Regions from separate parts of the Homo sapiens genome. Here region 1 is linked to region 2. A link is a contact called in ENCODE Hi-C or POLR2A ChIA-PET data. All regions are on one chromosome and are shown on one strand. The core of a region is the stretch at or near the end of the contact, and the rest is flanking DNA. Distances in the headings are between cores, read along the strand shown. Region 1 holds the start of SLC26A5 (solute carrier family 26 member 5). Region 2 holds the start of PMPCB (peptidase, mitochondrial processing subunit beta).

Evidence for each region. A loop is a pair of places that touch in the nucleus more often than their neighbours do. ChIA-PET counts read pairs that join two places held with the same protein, here RNA polymerase II (POLR2A). Pooled maps may share reads with other maps.
Region 1: a loop to region 2 is called in a map of endothelial cell of umbilical vein, with 4 times the contacts of the local background. The contact joins the promoter of SLC26A5 here to the promoter of PMPCB in region 2. A Hi-C loop is called at or near these places in 1 of 168 maps with a recorded cell type or tissue (endothelial cell of umbilical vein), 1 of 37 single-sample maps with no recorded cell type and 10 of 50 pooled maps. POLR2A ChIA-PET finds 5 or more read pairs at or near these places in 1 of 52 experiments (activated T-cell).

The regions. Positions count from the first base shown.
Region 1 is chr7:103,444,706-103,448,104 of GRCh38, reverse strand. SLC26A5 (solute carrier family 26 member 5) reads left to right here and starts at 1,898. Exons shown (of 20, transcript NM_198999.3): 1 at 1,898-2,007. SLC26A5-AS1 (SLC26A5 antisense RNA 1) reads right to left here and starts at 2,898. Exons shown (of 4, transcript NR_110141.1): 1 at 1,586-2,898; 2 at 1,437-1,488. RefSeq lists a silencer at 1,823-1,892 and an enhancer at 1,949-2,525.
Region 2 is chr7:103,295,371-103,298,730 of GRCh38, reverse strand. It overlaps PMPCB (peptidase, mitochondrial processing subunit beta), which reads right to left and starts at 1,296. Exons shown (of 13, transcript NM_004279.3): 1 at 1,173-1,296; 2 at 23-163. The coding sequence starts at 1,271. RefSeq lists enhancers at 1,042-1,341, 1,442-1,501.

The DNA of each region.
Region 1 (3,399 bases), core at 649-3,148, 150 kb before region 2:
GTCCAGGATGTGCAGATTTATTACACAGGTAAACGTGTGTCATGGTGGTTTGCTGCACAGGTCAACCCCATCACCTAGGTATTAAGGTCTAGCATCCACTAGCTGTTCTTCCTGATACTCTCCCTAATATTCTAATACCAAATAAATGTAATTAAGCCAGCAAGGATGGGAAGGGGGTAGGGGGTGGGGAAGACTCATATTAAAAGCAAACTCATCTCTAAACCAGAAATAATAGCAATATCTATACAAGTAAATACATGTACTCAGAACAGTGCCTACTACATGTAAACACTGAACAGGTGTTAGCAACATTGCCATTATTGTGTTAGTATATTAGGTACCTGGTGCTACCGGCAAAACCAGTTTATCATCCAACTGTCTCCAGTGTTGCTACTCAAAGTTTGGTCCTCCAGTAGCCTATCAGGATCACCCAGGGGCCTGTTAGAAAGGCACATCTCAGACCCCACCCCAGACCTACTGAATCAGAATCTGCGTTTTTAACGGGATCCGCAGGTGATTCCTATGCACATTAAAGTGTAAGAAGTACTGGGCTACAGACAGGTATGTGACAAAATAATTTCATAGGATGGCAAAGGCCAAGTGGCAAATGAAGGACACCAGAAATGCACGTCCCAGGAGCCCAACTCCTCCTTAGTAAATTACCCTATTAAGATTTGTTTAGAGATGTTCAAAAGCGTGGAGAAAAGCAAATTTGGTTTCCTCAGCTAGGGACGCGGAGAGTGGTCTGGTGCCCTTGAAGAGATCGCCCTCGTGTGGAGTAGGGAGGGAATCTCTAGCCTTTCCTCTCGGATGAAGAACAGCACCAGCGCTCCCAGCCAAAGGCCTGGCCCAGGTTCTGGAGGTGGGGTCTCCTTGGCAGAAGCCTCTGGTGTCTGCAGGCGTGCATTTACAGCTTTAAGACCAAACAGCTAGTCCGCCACGTGTCACTACAGTGTGCACGCGCAGAAATGCACAAAGCAAAAAAAAAAAAAAAGATGCTCTTAATGAACCAACTATAATCCTTGCTAAGGCATAAAGCCAGAGGGAAGTATGTATCTGAAATCATTTTCTACCCCTCACCCTCTTGGAGCCCGGCACTCTGGCTGCGGTGCTCTCTTGTATCCCAGTTGCTAGATGCAAAACAAGCTATTTCCTATCTAATTTTTTTTTTTAAGAGACGGAGTCTCGCTTTGTTGCCCAGGCTGGTCTCAAACTCCTGGACTCAAGCAATTCTCCCAGCTTGGGGTAACGTGTTACATTATTCTACTTAATAAAAAGCAAAAGTTGTTTTATAAATTCTAACTTAAATGCCCAGAAAATAACTTATCATGCATTGCCTTGTCGTGCAATAGTCAATATTTGCAAACCAAGTGTTAACCAAAGGCAGTTCATCAAAGATTTTTGAAAATTAAAAAAAAAAAAAAACTCATACTCACATTGTCCTCAGGATTTCCTGTTTTCGAAATGTTCCTGTACGAATCGGAGTCTCTATAATGATTGTAATTGAAAAGATAAGTCAGGTTTTTTGTGTTTTTTTTTCATTTTAAAATCATAATACGCAATGTTTTCCACTTGAACGCTATACCTTGTGTATTGTGCTTGCTTCAGCCTCGAGCCTCTACTGATGTTCCACCTCAAGGCGACAGGAATGCCACCTGGAGAAACTCCTGGGCGGTATGGGAAGAAAGCCGGTCTCATCAGAGTATATTTGCGGGGATCGACGACCAAGGTGTTAAATTCCAAGCACGCTTTGGAAAGTTCTAGGTGCTTGGGAAGAGATCCGTAGGCGGCAGGGATGCCCGCGCCCCGGCGTCCCAGCGCGGAGGGTGGCGGCGGGGCCTGGCCCTAGCGGGGCGGGGCGGGCTCGGGTTACCGGGAGTCGCGGGGCGCGGCCGGCACTGCCCGCGGCGCCTCCTCCTAGAGCCGCACCTGGAGGCAGCGCGCGCGTCGAAGAGGCAGCGGCTGTGGAGCGCGGCGGGGCGGCTCCGCCCAGGGCAGCCCGGGCTGGTGAGTGCGCGCGGGCGGCCGCGGGGCCGGGGGTCGCGGTCCCTCGGGAGGGGACTGAGCTGAGGCCCGCGGGCCCACCCGAGCAGGGGCCCTCGCTGTCACCGCCTCTGCCCCTGTCTCCCAGGCCCCATGTCGCGCTTTTTCCCTAAACGAACCGGTGACAGGGCTGACCTGCCCGCACTCTGCTGGTCCCTACGCCGGGAAGGAGAAAGTCTCACGAAGCTCTTTCCTTTGCAACCCCTGTCCCCTTGCCCTCTGCAGCTCCACACAGCATTTTTACTTCCCGTTTGCCTCCTCGAATCCCTTCGGTGCTAATCCAGCCCTTCGCCGTTTCCAGTTTGGGTCTGGCCTGTTTGTATCCAAATCGAATTACACAAAACCAGGCCCTCAGTTCTGCCTCTGGCCCTCTTTCCGGAGACGGGCCCTGCCTCCTCCTGTGCCGGGCTGGGCTTGCCCGGCATTGGCCGCCCGGAGCTCCCAGGGAGCAAGGCTGTGGTCCCGAAACTGGGCCCTCCGCTCAGCGCCGGGCAAGGCTCAAACCCCGGGTCTCTGACTTATCCGGTCACGAAGGGACTGCTCAGAGCCTAACAGCCCTAAAATTTGGTATTGGCCCCCTCCCGGGAAATCCTTCTCCCTACCAATCAGGCATCGCGGCAGGTGCTCTGCCATCATAGAGGCTCTGACACGCTGAACTCTCGAAGCTCGCGGCAGTGTTTATTTTTAGGAGAGATTTAGTTGATCGGGAACCAATTGACTTGGTTGACTGCCTCATCTAGTGCGCACCTGGGCCGGGCCCCGCCGGGAAGGCGTGCTGGACGTTCTCAGTGAGCTCCGAGACCTACAGAAGAAACAGCTGCAAGGATCCGATCAGCTAGCTGTGAAGAAAGCCTCAGATACGCTGTGGGGTGGGCAAAATTCTTTTCCTAGCTTCGATGAGTACTGTGGATTCTAGAATTTAAACAACATTCATGGAGACTCTTAAAACAACAAAAAATATCAACTTTTTGCGGGCACAGACTGAGATTTAGCTTTTTCCTATCTGAAAACTGAACAATGTGCACTAGATATAAATGTATTATCTAAAGTTTAGGAATTTACAGCATAGAAATGCAGGGGAATTCGGAGTATGCAATACGAAGTATCAACCTTTTTGAAAATGAAATTTAAAATGTATTTTTGTCAGGCATTCCTTCTAATTACGGTAGTATTGCTTTGTATCAGAAGACTTTCAGGCAAAGGACAGGAGGGAAGAGAGAGAAATTCAAACTAATTTGCATTAGAAAGAAACTTAGGGTGAAGAATTGCCTAGGTAAGGTTGCTATAGCTCATATCTTAAGTGCACTCTTGGAAAGCTTTCTAGTCTATTAGGTAACACCTGAAGCCCCAATTCTC
Region 2 (3,360 bases), core at 47-2,546:
GAAGGTTGCCTGAGTCACTTACTGTGCATGTTGAGAGCCCAGAGTCTTCCGAAGCTACTCTGAGTCCACTTTCTAAACATGTTACTCTTGTTTCAGGAACATTCAGAACAACTTGGGTAGCAGCCTGTGTACTTCTTAATCTGTTCTCTCCAAAATATAATGACTGGTTGGGGGTAGGAAGTGGAAGAGACAAAGCAAAACACATTACTAATCTGATATTAAATGTTGCTTTTAAAACCAAATCTATTTTAAATAGGCTGTCTCTATAAAAGAATCTTTCTTCTTGAATTTTGGTTCCACTGAGATCTCTGCCTGGCCTAGAAACATCTGTCACCAGCCACTGTCCTAAAGCCAGCAACGTGTTTATAAACATGCCCTTCCCTCAGGGAAGATGAGCAATTATTATCATTACCCAGAGAGAAATTGACTTTATTTCACTACCTCTCCTAGAAATGTTTTATATTCATTATGGAGAAAACAAGCAGGAAAAAAAAAAAGAGAGGGAAACTATGTAAAACTACCTACACACAAGACAAAACTGACACTCGGGTTTTCATTGTTCAAGAAAAGCAACAGGGTTTGGAAATGGTTAAAAAAAAAAAGAGAGAGAGGATAGGAAGATGGGTCGATGTTCAAAATGCAAATGACTGGCTTTTCGGCCAGAAACTATTCGCCTTTCAGCAGTTTTTCTTTGCCCTTATACAAAAGTCTCACATCCCTTTGCTTAAAGTCAGAGGCTCTCTCATGAGAAAAATGCAAATACATAAAAAATTTTACTTCATTGATGTCCAGGTTCGCGGGAAGCCCAGCTGAGGACGAAGTTCAGTCTTAGGCAAAAATAGAACTCTGGAGCGGTACCCATTTCACTTTTTAGTTTTCCCCAATTTGCAAGCACTACGTTTTTAGTGGTCAAACATGCACTCCTCAGTAGCTGGCGGGAGGAGCCGAAAACCAGGGTCATCCCACACGTCACTAGCAGGTCTCCTGGCGGGTGGCCACAAGCCAGTCACCCCCGGCCAGTTCAGCAGCCCCAGGCCGCCTGGCGCCCGGCGGGTCCGGGTCGAGGAGGCCCTGCCCGACCCACTGTTCGGATCTGTGGCGCCGACTCTCAGGTGCGCTGCGCCGGGTCTGGCGAGATCTCGAGGACAGGACCGGCCTGGAGGGAAGCTCACCCGTCCCGCAGCGCCTCGGATTAGAAGACTCTCGCTGAAACCCCAGAGCCGCCGCCGCGCCGCGGATGACAACACCACTCGAGCCGCCGCAGCCGCCATTTCTGCTAGAAGGAAGGTAGAGGATGAAGGATGTGCTTCCGGGGTCGCGACCTGAGGTCCCAGAGCAGGGAGGTGGGCTCCACCTTGTGGCCGTGATGGGAATGACACTCCTCGAAGCGGTTGTGAAAGCAATCAGGGCCCGACCATGATGCTGAGCGGTCTTTACCAAATGAATTGGGGAGTCTGCAGAAGCCCCTTTATCATCAGTTATTTTATCGATCGCCTACTAAGTGCAAGGCACAAATGCGGTGGAATGAAAGGTAACCTGATGCAATATATCTCACTGGTGGATGGAATTGATTGAAAACAGTGGAATAATATTCATAAGTCACTGCCTTTAAAGGAAAAGTCTAGTGGGAGAGACAGATGCCGTGAGGGGAGGAAACGATGTATCCGTGTTGACCACTATCCACTCTTCGAACCTCTACAATATGGCTCATCTCATTCCATAGAAATTGCCCTTGGTAAGGTCACTAATTGCTAAAAGTTGGACACTTTACAGACTTATGTTACAGTCCTGTTGGAGGATTTGACATTGTTGGCTTCTTTGAAATTCTCTTTTCTCAATATATTCTAGAGCTCCACCTCCTCATAGTTCCCTCTGCACCTTCTTGGACTCCTCTTTATTCACAGATCTGTTTTTTGTTTTTGTTTTTGTTTTTGAGATGGAGTTTCACTCTTGTTGCCCAGGCTGGAGTGCAGTGGTGCAATCTCAGCTCACTGCAACCTCTGCCTCCTGGGTTCAAGCAATTCTCCTGCCTCAGCCTCCCAGGTAGCTGGGATTACAGGCATGTGCCACCACGCCTGGCTACTTTGTATTTTTAGTAGAGATGGGGTTTCACCATATTGGTCAGGCTGGTTTTGAACTCCTAACCTCAGGTAATCCACCCACCTCCACCTCCCAAAGTGCTAGGATTACAGGCGTGAGCCACTGCGCCCAGCCCACAGATCTCTCAAGGAACTAAAAATTGCAAATGCTTTTCTAACTCAGGTAGATGGTATAGTGCTTATTTTGCAATTAAGACACTGAAGTCAAATAACTTGCCCCAGGTTACCCTGCTAGTAATAGGTTAACGCCAAAGACTGTGCTGTGAAACACTACATTTTGCCCTAAAAGTTGGTGTTTGCCAGGACTCTAAGCCTCTTCTACTGAACATTCTCCCTCTGGGTTTTTCCCTCCACTTCAAGACCTGTCTGCCCAACCCAGGCCTTTCTCTTGAGCTCCAGCCCACTTAACCATCAACTACTAGGAAACTACACTTGAATACCCCATTGGAAACTCAATATCAACTTGTCCAAAAGGGAATTCACTGTGTCCCCTGAATCTCTTCCCATATTTGCAATGCCAAACAGCCAATCATACCTACATTTGCCCAAAACTCCAAACCACCCAGAAGCTCCTCTCTTTTTCCATCTTCCACATTCAATTGATACACCCCTTTCCTGCCTCTTCAATCTACTCCAGGCCCATTGTCAGTTTTTTCACATTACTACCTATAGGATCTTTTACAAATGAAACTGTTACGGCAGTCCCATTATGAAGAATCCATCAGGGAGCCCTTGGTCACAATAAAGTAAAGGGTCCTTAGCATGGCAGGTGGGGCCCTTCATGATCTGACTCCCATTTATCTTTCCAGACTCATCTCCCTCCACCTACCCGGCTGCTATGCTTCGCAGGTTCAGTCCACAAGACTCATGATGTAATGTAATAAAGGACGACCAAGGTTATTCTCTCATGTTTCTAAAACAAATGTGTGTTAACCAAAAATAAATACAAACATGCATACATATATACAAAAACATGTAGGTATAATCACAGGAAGCACCTAGGAAGTTTTAGCAAGAATTTGTATTCAATTCTAATATACTTCATGGTATTAATTTATTAGTCATTATTTACAGTCAATATCTTAGAACATAAAGCCTACAGAAATTAAGTGCACCAGAGTAGAGCCAAGAAATCAAAGAATTTGACTACTCCCAAAATAGCCCTACACCCACAACAGTATCCATAACTTTTTTTCTTTTTTTTTTTTTTGAGACGGAGTTTCTCTCTTGTTGCCCAGGCTGGAGTGCAATGGTGCAATCT